Regions from separate parts of the Homo sapiens genome. Here region 2 is linked to region 1. Evidence: read pairs that join two places in POLR2A ChIA-PET (ENCODE). Cell type or tissue: CD4-positive, alpha-beta T cell. All regions are shown on one strand. Each heading gives the region's core, and the rest is flanking DNA. Links, peaks and the distances in the headings are about the cores only. Region 1 has its middle 18 kb from the start of TMIGD1. Region 2 has its middle 15 kb from the start of RHOT1.

What was found. ChIA-PET counts read pairs that join two places held together with the same protein. Peaks named below come from ENCODE experiments on the same cell type or tissue, not always from the same donor. Only the 100,000 strongest peaks of a DNase experiment are listed, where the experiment ranks them.
Region 2: POLR2A ChIA-PET joins it to region 1 with 5 read pairs; 1 of 35 experiments calls an interaction of 5 or more read pairs at or near these places.

The regions. Positions count from the first base shown.
Region 1 is chr17:30,348,331-30,354,841 of GRCh38, reverse strand. No RefSeq gene overlaps it. Among named protein-coding and RNA genes, the nearest start is that of TMIGD1, 18 kb to the right of the region's middle. In CD4-positive, alpha-beta T cell, for the core only: no CTCF peak of the experiment used is centred there; a DNase peak (open chromatin) is centred at 2,421.
Region 2 is chr17:32,124,695-32,131,205 of GRCh38, reverse strand. No RefSeq gene overlaps it. Among named protein-coding and RNA genes, the nearest start is that of RHOT1, 15 kb to the left of the region's middle. RefSeq lists enhancers at 3,474-3,533, 3,594-3,813. In CD4-positive, alpha-beta T cell, for the core only: no CTCF peak of the experiment used is centred there; a DNase peak (open chromatin) is centred at 3,645; H3K4me3 peaks cover 1,661 bases; H3K27ac peaks cover 1,892 bases.

The DNA of each region.
Region 1 (6,511 bases), core at 1,300-3,799:
TTTTTAAAAAAAGGACTAGTAGCTCAAAAGTAGTTCATTAAAATATTCATATAACCCACAGTTAATATAATGCTTAATAGTGAAAGATTGAAAGCTCCCTTAAAATCAGGAACAAACCAAGAATGTTCACTTTCCTTTTTTTTTTCCTTTGGTTTGTTTGTTTATTTGAGATGGAGTCTTGCTCTGTCACCCAGGCTGGAGTGCAGTGGTGCAATCTCAGCTCACTGCAACCACCACCTCCCAGGTTCAAGCGATTCTCCTGCCTCAGCCTCCTGAGTAGCTGGGACTATAGGCGCACGCCACCATGCTCGGCTAATTTTTGTATTTTTAGTAGAGACAGGGTTTTACCATGTTGCCCAGGATGGTCTCGATCTCCTGACCTTGTGATCCACCTGCCTTAGCCTCCCAAAGTGCTGGGGTTACAGGTGTGAGCCACCGTGCCTGGCCAGAATGTTCACTTTCTATTAAACATTGTGCTGGATATTCCAGTCAGGTCAATTAGATAAGAAAAAAAAAAAAGACATCCAGATAGGAAAGAGAGAAATAAGACTATCTCTATTTGTAGATGACATGATTTACTTTTACGTATAGAAAACCTTAAGGAATCCATTATAAACCTATTAAAACTAATAAACAAGTTCAGTAAGGTTGCCAGATACAAAAGCAACATGCAAAAATTAATTTTATTTATATACACTAGCAAACAACAATCCAAAGATGAAATTAAGAAAACAATTTCATTTATAATGGCATCAAAAAGAATAAATAAACTACTTAGGAATCAGTTTAACCAAAGAAGTGCAAGACTTGTACACTGAAAACTACAAAACACTATTGAAAGAAATTAAAGAAAACCTAGACATCCCATGTTCATGGATCAGAAGACTTGATATTGTAAGATGCCAATACTTCAAACTAATCTATATATTTAATGCAATTCCTATCAAAATACTAGCATCTTTTCTTGTGGAAGTTGATATACTAATCCTAATATCCATATGGAAATGCAAGAGACTCAGAAAAGCCAAAAACAACCTTGAAAAAGAAGAACAAAGTTGAAGGATTCATGTTTCCTGATTTCAAAACCTAGTATAAAGTTACAGTAATCAAGAGGGTGCTAATAGCATAGGGATAGACATATAGATCAATGGAATGGAATTGAACATTCAGAAATAAACCCTACTATTTTTGGTCAATTGATTTTCAGCAAGGGTGCCAAGACCATTCAATGGGGGAAAGAATAGCCTTTTTAACAAATGGTGCTGGGTCAACTGGATATCCACAAGCAAAAAAATGGATATGGACTCCTATCTCACACCACAGGCAAAAATTAACTTAAAATAAATTCTGGGTCAAGCATGGTGGCTCACACCTGTAATCCCAGCACTTTAGTGGGCCCAGGCAGGTGGATCACCGGAAGCCAGGAGTTCGCGACCAGCCTGGCCAACATAGTGAAACCCCGTCTCTACTAAAAATACAAAAATTAGCTGGGCATGATGGCAGGAGCCTGTAATCCCAGCTACTCAGGAGGATGAGGCAGGAGAATCACTTGAACCCAGGAGGCAGAGGTTGCAGTGAGCTGAGATCACACCATTGCACTCCAGCCTGGGCCACAGGAGTGAGACTTCGTCGCAAAAAATAAATAAATAAAATAAAATAAAATAAATAAATAAATCTGGTCCTAAATATAAGAGTTAAAACTATAAAATTCTTAGAAGAAAATATAACCTTGGATTAGGCAATGGTATTTTAGATATGACACCAGAAGTATACATGACAAAAGGAAAAATAACTGTTAAGCTTTTTTACAATTAAAAATTGTGCTACAGGCCAGACGTGGTGGCTCACGCCTGTAATCTCAGCACTTTGGGAGGCTGAGATGGGCGGATTGCCTAAGGTCAGGAGTTCAAGACCAGCCTGGCCAACATGGTGAAACCACGTCTCTACTAAAAAAAAAAAAAAAAAAACACACACACACACAAAAATTAGCCGGGCATGGTGGTGGGCACCTGTAATCCCAGCTATTCGGGAGGCTGAGGCAGGAGAATGGTTTGAGCCCGGGAGGTGGAGGTTGCAGTGAGCCAAGATTGTGCCACTGCACTTCAGCCTGAGTGACTGAGCAGGACTCTGTCTCAAAAAAAAAAAAAAAAAAAAAAATTGTGCTGTGAAGCCTCTATCAGGCTGGGCATGGTAGGTAGTTCATGCCTGTAATCCCAGCACTTTGGGAGGGCCAGGCTAGAGGATTCCTTGAGCCCAAGAGTTCCAGAACAGCCTGAGCAACATATGGGGACCCCCATCTCAACCAAAACAAATTAACAGTTAGCTGGGTATGGTGGTGCATGTCTGTGATCTCAGCTACTGGGGGTTGGGGGCTGGGTGGTGCTGTCTGAGGTGGGAGGGTCATTTGAACCCAGGAGGTCACGGCTGCAGTGAGTCATAATCACACCACTACACTCCAGCCTGGGTGACAGAGCATGACCTGTTTCAAAGGACACTATCATGAAAGTGAAAAGAAAAGACAACCCACAAAATGAGAGAAAACATTTGCAAATCATATATCTATTAAGGGATTTGTATTTAAAATATATAAAGAGTCTTACAACTCAACAATTAAAAAAAAAACTTAAAATGGTCAAAAGATTTGAATGGACATTTTTCCAAAGAAGGTATACAAGTGGCCAAGCAGCACATGAAAAGATGTTCAATGTTATTACATATTAGGGAAATGTAAATGAAAACCTCAACGAGATTGCTAAAGGGTATGACGTTTCTCTTGTGGATGATGAAAATGTTCTAAAATTGATTGCAATGATGTTGCACAACTGTGAATGTAGTAAAAACCATTTAATTGTATACTTTAAATGGGTAAATTATATCTCAGTATGTAGGTAAATTATATCTCAATAAAGCTGTACCAAAAAAAAAAAAAAAAAAAAACCCTCACAGTGAGATGACACTTTATACTTACAAGGATGGCTAAAATAGAAAAGAGACAATAACAAGTGTTGATGAAAATGTGGACAAATTGTAACCCTTGTACATTGCTGGTGGAATTGTTAATGGTACAGTCACTATGGAAAACAAGTTAGGTGTTCTTCAAAATGTTAAACATAGAGTTACTATATGACCCAGCAATTGCACTCATAGATATATAGCCAAGAGAAATGAAAACACATGTCCACAAAAAAACTTGTACATGAATGTTCATAGTAGCATTATTCAAAATAGCCAAAACTGGAAGCAATACAAACATCCAGGATGCACAAATTAACAAAAATGTGTTATATCCCTACACTGAACAATACTAGGCCGTAAAAAGGAAGGAAGTCACATACTGCAATATGGATGAATTTTGAAATCATCATGCTAACTTAAAGAGGTCAGATAGAGGCCGGGAGCAGTGGCTCTAGCCTGTAATCCCTGCACTTTGGGAGGCTGAGGCGGGCAGATCACAAGGTCAGGAGTTTGAGACCAGCTTGGCCAATATGGTGAAACCCCGTGTCTACTAAAAATACAAAAATTAGCCAGGCATGGTGATGCACACCTGTAGTCCCAGCTACTCAGGAGGTTGAGGCAGGAGAATCGCTTGAACTCAGGAGGCAGAGGTTGCAGTGAGCCAAGATCACGCCACTACACTCAAGCCTGGGCGACAGAGCAAGACTCCATCTCCAGAAAAAAACGGCCAGGCATGGTGGCTCACGCCTGTAATCCCAGCACTTTGGGAGGCCGAGGCGGGTGGATCACGAGGTCAGGAGTTCAAGACCAGCCTGGCCAACATGGTGAAACCCTGTCTCTACTAAAAATAAAAAAAAATTAGCCGGGCGTGGTGGCAGGCGCCTATAGTCCCAGCTACTCGGGCGGCTGAGGCAGGAGAATAGTGTGAACCCGGGAGGCGGAGCTTACAGTGAGCCCAGATCACGCCACTGCACTCCAGCCTGGGCGACAGAGTGAGACTCAGTCTCAAAAAAAAAAAAAAAAAAAAAAAAAAAGAGGTCAGATAGAAAAGACCACATATTGTGTGACTACATTTAAATGAAATGTCCAGAATAAGCAAATCCATAGAAACAGAAAGTAGATTAGTAATTGCCAGGGACTGTAAGGCAGAGGGAGAAATAGGGAGTCAATGCTTAGGGATGCAGAGTTTCTTTCTGTGGGGATGAAAATGTTCTAACACTAGTCAGGATGCTTGCACAATTCTGTGAATATATTAGAAACCACAGAATTGTATTCTTTAGAAGGGTGCATTTTATGTATATTAAATCCGTTGAAGTTTTTTTAAAAATCATGAACATAGGAATATAAATACCACAAATCATAACAGCATTATAAAGTTAAATAGTGACCAGATGCAGTGGCTAACACCTGTAATGCCAACAGTTTGGGAGGCCATGGCAGGAGGATCACTTGAGGCCAGGAGTCTGAGACCAGCCTGGGAAACACAGCAAGACTCCATCTCTTAAAAAAAAAAAAGCTGGGCATGGTGTTGCATGCCTGTTGTCCTACCTCCTCAGGAGGCTGAGGCAGGAGAATCCCTTGAGCCCAAGAGTTCCAGGCTGCACTGAGCTATGATCAAGCCACTGCACTGTAGCCTGGGCAATGGAGTGAGACCCTGTCTCAAAAAAACAAAAGTTGGCCGGGCACAGTGGCTCATGCCTGTAATCCCAGCACTTTGGGAGGTGGAGGCGGGTGGATCACTTGAGGCCAGGAAGACCAGCCTGGCCAACATGGTGAAACCCCGCCTCTACTAAAAATACACAAATTAGCCGGGTTTGATGGCTCTGTAATCCCAGCCACTCAGGGGGCTGAGGCATGAGAATCACTTGAACCTGGGAGGTGGAGGTTGCAGTGAGCTGAGATCACGCCATTGCACTCCAGCCTGGGCTACAGAGTGAGACTCTGTCTCCAAAAAAAAAAAAAAAAAAAGGCAAATAGTGAACAAACAGGACTCTACTTAAACTGTAGTGTGACCCTGTATGTGATAGGATAAGCCTCTGAAAATATGATTCTTTTACATAAATAGTTCAAAAATAACAGTATAGTAGTAAAAGGGCTGATGAGTGTCCAAAAATTGGATTTTACCGTGTGTGATGGTTAATTTTACATGTCAACTTGACTGGGCTAACAAATGCCCAGATAGCTGGTAAAACATGATTTCTGGGTGTGTCGGTGAGGTGTTTCTGGAAGAGATTAGCATTTGAATCAGTAGACTGAGTAAAGATCTGTCCTCACTAATTCCATGGGTATCATCTAACTCATTGAGAGCCGGAATAGAACAAAAAGGTGGAGGGAGGACAAATTCTCTGTTTGAGCTGGGAAGTACATCTCACCTCTCTGTGGATATCAGCACTCATGGTTCTCAGGTCTTTGGACTTGGACCAGGACTTTATACCATCAGCTCCCTGATTTTTAGGACTTTGGACTCAGGCTGAATTACACTACCAGCTTTCTTGGTTCTCCAACTTGGATCTCCAAATGACAGATCATGGGACTTTTTGGCCTCCATCATCACATCAGCCAATTCCTATAATAAGTCTCTTCATTCATAGATAGAGACAGAGACAGGGAGAGAGAGAGATCTTGTTGGTTCTGTTTCTCTGGAACCCTGACTGATACACTGGGCTAGCAATGTATTCATCTCTACTTCTCAGTGTATTGTTTGTTTGTTTGTTTGTTTGAGACGAAGTATCATTCATTCTGTCACTTAGGCTGAAGTGCAGTGGCACAATTTCAGCTCATTGCAACCTCTGCCTCCCAAGTGGAAAGGATTCTCCTGCCTCAGCCTCCTGAGTGGCTGGGATTACAGGTGTGTGCCACCACATGTGGCTAATTTTTTCATTTGTGGTAGAGACAGGGTTTCACTCTGTTAGCCAGGCTGGTCTTGAACTCCTGGCCTCAAGTGATCTGCCTGCCTCGCCTCCAAAAGTGCTGGGATTACAGGTGTGAGCCACTGCGCCCGGCCGCTCAGTGTATTGTTTATTATGAACTTGTTCATAAGCCACCCATCCTTTTTTAGTGTCTTTTTTTTCTTTTCTTTTCTTTTCTGTTTTTTGAGATGGAGTCTCGGTCTGTTGCCCAGGCTGGAGTGCAATGGTGTGATCTGGGCTCATTGCAACCTCCGCCTCCCAGGTTCAAGCAATTCTCTGCCTCAGCCTCCAGAGTAGCTGGGATTACGGGCTCCCCACACCATGCCTGGCTATTTTTGTATTTTTAGCAGAGATGGGATTTCACCACGTTGGCCAGGCTGGTCTTGAACTCCTGACCTCGTGATCCACCCACCTCAGCCTCCCAGAGTGCTGGGATTACAGAGCCACCACGCCCGGCTGCTCAGTATTTTTTTTTTTTTTTTTTGAGATGGAGTCTTACTCTGTCGCCCAGGCTGGAGTGCAGTGGGGCAATCTCGGCTCACTGCAAGCTCTGCCTCCTGGGTTCACGCCATTCTCCTGCCTCAGCCTCCTGAGTAGCTGGGAATACAGGCACCCGCCACCACAGCCGGCTAATTTTTTTTTTTTTT
Region 2 (6,511 bases), core at 2,562-5,061, 1.8 Mb before region 1:
CCTAGGCACTTACTTCAGGGTGTTCAGGACAGGCTGGTCTCTCTGCTTGACAGGTGCTATGATTTGAATGTGGTTTGTGCCAACCAAAACTCATGTTGAAATTTACTTGCCAACATGATGGTGTTTGGAGGCAGGGTCTTTAAGAGGTGACTGGGTTATTAGGATGGATGAATGACTTCCTCTGGGTGGGTTATCGAGAGAATGGATTAGCTCTCCTGAGAGTAGGTTGTTATAAAGCAGGTCAGCCTATTTTGTCCTCTCTCTCTGGCACATGCTTGCTTGCCCTTCTGCTTCTCTGCCATGTTAGGACACAGGTCAAAGGCCCTCACCAGAAGCTGACCAGATGAGCTGCTCAATCTTGGACTTCCCAGCCTCTAGAACTGTGAACCAAAATAAATCTCTTTTCTTTGTAAATTACCCAGTCTCAGGGTGCATTCCTAAGGTGTATCAGATAACTCTGGGTGACAAGACAGGCAGAACCTCATTATCAGCCTCTCAAGCCTGAGTGAAATGTTTTCATTTTAATAATTGTGGAGTGGTGTCTCATTAATGGTTTTAATTTGCATTTCCTTAAAGAGTGATGATGTTGAACATCTATTCAGTTGGTTATTTATGCCTGTGTCTCTTCTTTTTTTGCATTGTCTGTTCCAACATGTTGCCCATTTATAAACTTAGATGGTTTTCTCATTATTTAATTTTGAGAGTAATTTACATATTTTGGATGAGAGTACTTTTTTTTGTTGTTGTTGGTGTTTAACAAGACTTGACAGATGCAAGCACTTTATCAGAAATCTGATTTTCAAATATTTTCTCTCAGCCTGTGACGATCTTTTCATTTTTTCAACAGCGTCTTTTGAAAGCAGTTCTTAAATTTTTTTGAATGTGCCAAACACATTCATATTTATTTTCTTTTTTTAAAAGTAAATAATAAACAGCAGTTTATCAGTTTGTTAAACAAAAAAAATGACAGGCTGAGGTAAGTCTCCATCAGCCAAAGTTTATTGAGTCCAAGCTTGAGGAAGTGCCCAGGAAAAACACAAGGCACAGAAAGAGTCTGTGGCATGGATTCTCTGAAGAGGTTTTAAGGAGATTTAGTATTTATACATATCCTTAAACAGGGGAAGGCATGGCCAGGCACGGTGGCTCAAGCCTGTAATCCCAGCATTTTGGGAGGCCGAGGCAGGCAGATCACCTGAGGTCGGGAGTTGGAGACCAGCCTGACCAACATGAAGAAACCCCATCTCTACTAAAAATACAAAATTAGATGGGCGTGGTGGTACATGCCTATAATCCCAGCTACTCGGGAGGCTGAGGCAGGAGAATCGCTTGAACCTGGGAGGCGGAAGTTGTGGTAAGGCAAGATCACGCCATTGCACTCCAGCCTGGCCAACAAGAGCGAAACTCTATCTCAAAAAAAAAAAAGAGGGGTGGGGAAGGCATGTAGGATGAGGGGCAGGTAAGTAGTGAGACAGGGAATGGTTATATTCTTGTGAGACTTTAGTTAGTGCCCAGTAGATCTGCATTTTACATAAGATAAGGTGAACTTCTGAAGGAAAAAAAGGGAGTAAAGGAAGAATTAATTGTGCAGGTGTCTCCGGGTAGGTGGAAGCATGATTAATCTCATCTTCGCTTTGTTCTGCACCTGGAAAGATAAGCTTGGAATCAACATTATCCGTGTAGAAAGGAACAACATTGGTTTCAGGAGCTACATTTAGATTGCAGACCTAAAGTTACAATCAACATGCCCTCATTTTACGGGTGGATATACATCTTGACATCTTGAAAGTTTTTGAGGCAGCAAAATATTTAAGTGTGACTGATTTGTGGGGCAAACATCTGGAGCTGCCTGAGGCCTTTTGCATCCTGTGGGGGTCTGGCTAATGCTTCATGCTTTCACACAAGCTTGTGAAGTAGCAGCTTTGCACTTGGCAAAAGCATGGCAGTGTTGTGTGGCACAACCTCCAGGCTTAACTTTCTCTTTGGCATAAGGAGTTTGGGGATCCTGAGATTCTTTTTATTTTCCTTTATAAGTTTTACTTTTTTAAAACCTAAGCTTAACATTACATATTTAAACAACTGTCAAAACTTACTAAGTTGCCAGCCAGCATTCACGCACAACTAGAAAACATGCTTAATTTATATTAAACCAGAAATATATTACCATTAATATCTTTCAGTACTAAATACTGGGGAAAAAAAGCAATTATTTCTGTAGAAGATTCATCCTGAACAATGTTAACTTATCAGCAGGCTGACACCACTTGCATCACATTTCAAGAAAAATTGAAAATCAGATACATTGGTAGTGTACAATCTTGTACACTACCGAAGAATCATAGCTGGATGGGTGCAGTGGCTTCCACCTGTATTCCCAGCACTTTGGGAGGCTGAGGCGGGAGGCTTCCGTGATAGTTAAACTCTGCCTGTTGAAAAAAAACAAACCGGGGATGGTGGCAAAGTCACGCCTGTAATCCCAACACTGTGAGAGGCCGATGCAGAAGGACTGATTGAGTCCAGGAGCTTGAGACCAGCCTGGGCAACATGGAGAAACCCTGTCTCTACAAAAAATACAAAAATTAGCTAGGCATGCTGGTGCATGCCTGTAGTCCCAGCTACTCGGGAGGCCTAGGTGGGTGGGAAGATTGCTTGAGCCTGGGAGGTTGAGGCTGCAGTGAGCCAAGATGGAGCCATAGCCTGGGTGACAAAGCGACACCCTGTCTCAAATAAATAAATAAATAAATGAGTCACAGCTTACTTTGGATTATGTTTAATTAAGAAAAGCAAAGTGCATACAGAGATTTATAACTTTAAAAACAAAAAAAAAAAGTCTTTTTATATGATCCAAAGAATAAACTCAAAAGTCCATGACAAATAGAAGTTCTAAACAATTGTTTACAAATACTTTAGGTATAATTACAGTAAAAGTCAAGTTCATTTGAAATCACCAAAAAAAAAGTTTCAGGTTGGACACGGTGGCTCACCACCTGTAATCCCAGTATTTAGGGATTTTCTTACAATAAAAGGCATACAGGTTGATTATTTTAGGCATACAGGTTGATTATTTTAGGCATACAGGTTGATTATTAAATGACATGATTGCCCATATATAAAATTTTAAGGAATCTAAAAACAAAAAACAGCTTCCAAAACTAGTGAGTTTAGAAGCACAGAGGATGCAACATAAATATATGAAAATCGATTGTATTTCTATATAGTAACAAAAAACAAGTAGACACTAAAATTAAAACTACTATGTTGTTTATAATCATTCGAAAAGGTAAATACTTAGCTATAAATCTCACAAAACATGGACAGAACTCATAAGCTGAAACCTACACAGTGCTGAGGAAAACAGTCCCTGGATCATCCTGCAGCCTGGAGGGCACCGCCTCGGCGGCCCGGCTGACTCTCACGGCCCTGGGACTTTCAGGGTGGAGCGTGAACAGGCTTCCGGGAAACATCTTCCATCAGCCAAACCGTCCCGCTGCCTTATTGAAGAAGTCCATCTTCCAGTTTTTCTGCTCATATCTCTGAATCTCTCCTTGGCAAAGGCTCACGTGGGCTCCGGCACGGGCGTCATGCGGAGGACAAGGAAGGGGAGCCGCGCGTCTGGGGGTGACTCCCGGAGCCCCGCCTGCACCCAGGCCCGCCCTTCCTGCGCAGTGGCCCTGCCTGAGGCTGCTTTCCACCAGCGGGAATCGAAACTGATCTAGATGAGAACACATATGTGGAGGGAGGAGACTTGGCTAGAAAGGAGAAAGAGCAAGAACACCTTTATGAGGCAGAGAAGGGACAGTGACGAGGATTAGGGTTCAGGGCTGCAGGCTGCCCCCCTGCTGGTCCCCCAGCTCAGGCCCCTCCCCACCCCTCCCTCTAGCCGAACTCTCATCAGCAGGACCAGGCAGCACAGGGCTTGGCCCAAAAAGAACAAATTGAAGTTATTCAGAGAGCTGAGGAAACCCCTCTTATAGGCATCAACTGGTTTCCAGGAAAAGAGAGATGTTAATAGCTGACCCCACCACTGCAATGACTCTTTTGAGCCCTAAAGCAAATAGAAAAATCACTGGGGTAGGGAAGAAACATTTCGCATAGTGGTGCTCAGACTTTGGTAAGACAAGAATCTTCCAAGATTTGGGTGCTTGGGGGTAGGGCTAGAAATGTGCATTCTCTTTTTTTTTTTTTTGAGATAGGGTCTCGGTCTGTTGCCCAGGCTGGAGTGCAGTGGCTCAATCATGGCTCACTGTAGCCTCGACCTCCCGGGCTCAAGTGATCCTCCCACCTCGGCCTCCCAAGTAGCTGGGACCAGCGACATGCACCACCACGCCCCGCTAATTTTTTACTTTTTTGTAGATGCAGAGTCTTGCTATGTTGCTCAGGCTGGTCTTAAACTCCTGGGATCAAGTGATCCTCCTACCTTGGCCTCTCAAAGTGCTGGGATTATAAGTGTGAGCCACCATGCCCAGCTGAAAGCTGCATTTTCAGCAAGCCTCTCACACAGACCTTGGTTTTGTGGGCCCTAAAGATTACAAATATAGGGGGCATCTTTAAGAAAAATAATTTCTTTTTTTTTTTTTGTCTTTGAAACAGACTCTGGCTCTGTCACCCAGGCTGGAGAGCAGTGGCATGATCTCTGCTTACTGCAGCCTCCACCTCCAGGACTCCCACCTCAGCCTCCCAAATAGCTGGTACTACAGGTGCACACCACCACGCCCAACTAATTGTTACATTTTTTGTAGAGACAGGGTTTCCTCATGTTGTCCAGGCTGGCCTTGAACTCCAGGGCTCAAACGATCCTACCACTTTGGCCTGCCAAAGGCTCGGATTACAGGCATGAGCCACCGTGCCTGGCCAAAAAATAATATCTTACTTTACAAAACTAGATGAGCATCTGTGTGCATTGCTAGTGGGGCCCCACACAAGGGAAGGACCCTGCGGCACAAGCCTCGTAGCCCTTCCCATGAGTCCACTTCTGAGCCAAGAGGATTTTGATGCAGGAAGAAAGAGCTTCCTTGAAGAAACACAGACCAGTGCTTTAGTCACAGCATTACTGAGCACCTGCTGGGTGCCAGGCCCTGAGCTTGACTGTGGGGACCACAAACCAAGAGGGCACTGACCTTTCCCACCATGTATCATTAGAGTTGGTGGTTATGAAAATTATTAAATGCACTAACACGCTATGAAGGAAATGTAGTCAGTGTTCTGGGGGGAGAAAAGGGGGCCGGCAGCTAAGTGAAACCAGGCAAGTTACTTTAAATCTCCAAGCCTCAGTTTCCTCATCTGTAAAATGGAGCTCATCACAGAACCTATTTCATAAGGTTGTTGTGAGGATTAAAAGAGCTAATGCCTGTGAGGTACTTAAGTCCGTGCCCGGCACAGAGTGAGCACTCTAAGTTATATCTGTGTTTTTGCATATCGGACCTGTGATTGGTGAGACCAGGGTGGACTTCAGGGAGGGGGTGGGCCTTTGGTTTAGGACAGATGGTGCATTCCAGGGACTGCAGGGAGAAGGAGTAGAAGAGCACGCTCCTCTCTGTGTGTGCACTTGTGTGTGCATGTGTGTGTGTTTGTGCACGTGTGTCCTCAGGGAGAGATGAGCAGCTCCTTGTGACTGAAGAGCAGACATCAAGAAGGAGGCACTTAGACACCAGGTGCTGCAGAAGCAGCAGGGTCCCAGTCTGGAGGCCTCGTATTCCAGGCCAAGGAGATTAGACACTGGGTGCTGGAGAAGCAGCAGGGGCCTGGTTTGGAGAAGTGGGCAGGGGACTGATCTGGAGGCCCTTGTGTTCCAGCAAAGGAGCTCAGACTTTCTCCTGAGCAGTGCGAAGCATCACTGAAGGACTGTAAGCAGAGGAGTAAGAAAGCAGGTTTTGTGTGTCATAAAAATACTCGAGTGGTAAAGAGGCGGAGGGATTGGAGGAGGTAAGACAAACCGCAGGAGGCTGTCTGGGAGGCAGTACAGACATCCAGCTGAGACTCGCACTCAGCTCAGAGCCTGGGCAATGGCAGTGGGACAGAGACAGGCCAAGTAACTGGCCATTTGTGTTATGAAAAGTGCTGTTTCACAGCTTCCTATTACTCACAGTAAAGAACTGCAGCAGGGCTGGATAAGGCCATGGTACAATATTAACTTCACAGAGATAGCAGGTCATCTGATATGAAACCACTCCCTGGCAGACGCCTGGTCTGTCTGGCAACCATGTTGGCACCGTAATCCCATTTCATTTTTTTTTTCTTTTAAGACAAAAGTTTCCCTCTTGTTGCCCAGGCTGGAGTGCAATGGCCCAGTCTCAGCTCACTGCAACCTCCTCCTCCTGGGTTCAAGCGATTCTTCTGCCTCAGCCTCCCACGTAGCTGGGATTACAGGAGACTGCTACCACACCTGGCTAATTTTTGTGTTTTTAGTAGAGGCGAGGTTTCACCATGTTGGTCAGGCTGGTCTTGAACTCCTGTCCTCAGGCAATCCACCGGCCTCGGGCTCCCAAAGTGCTGGGATTACAGGTGTAAGCCACTG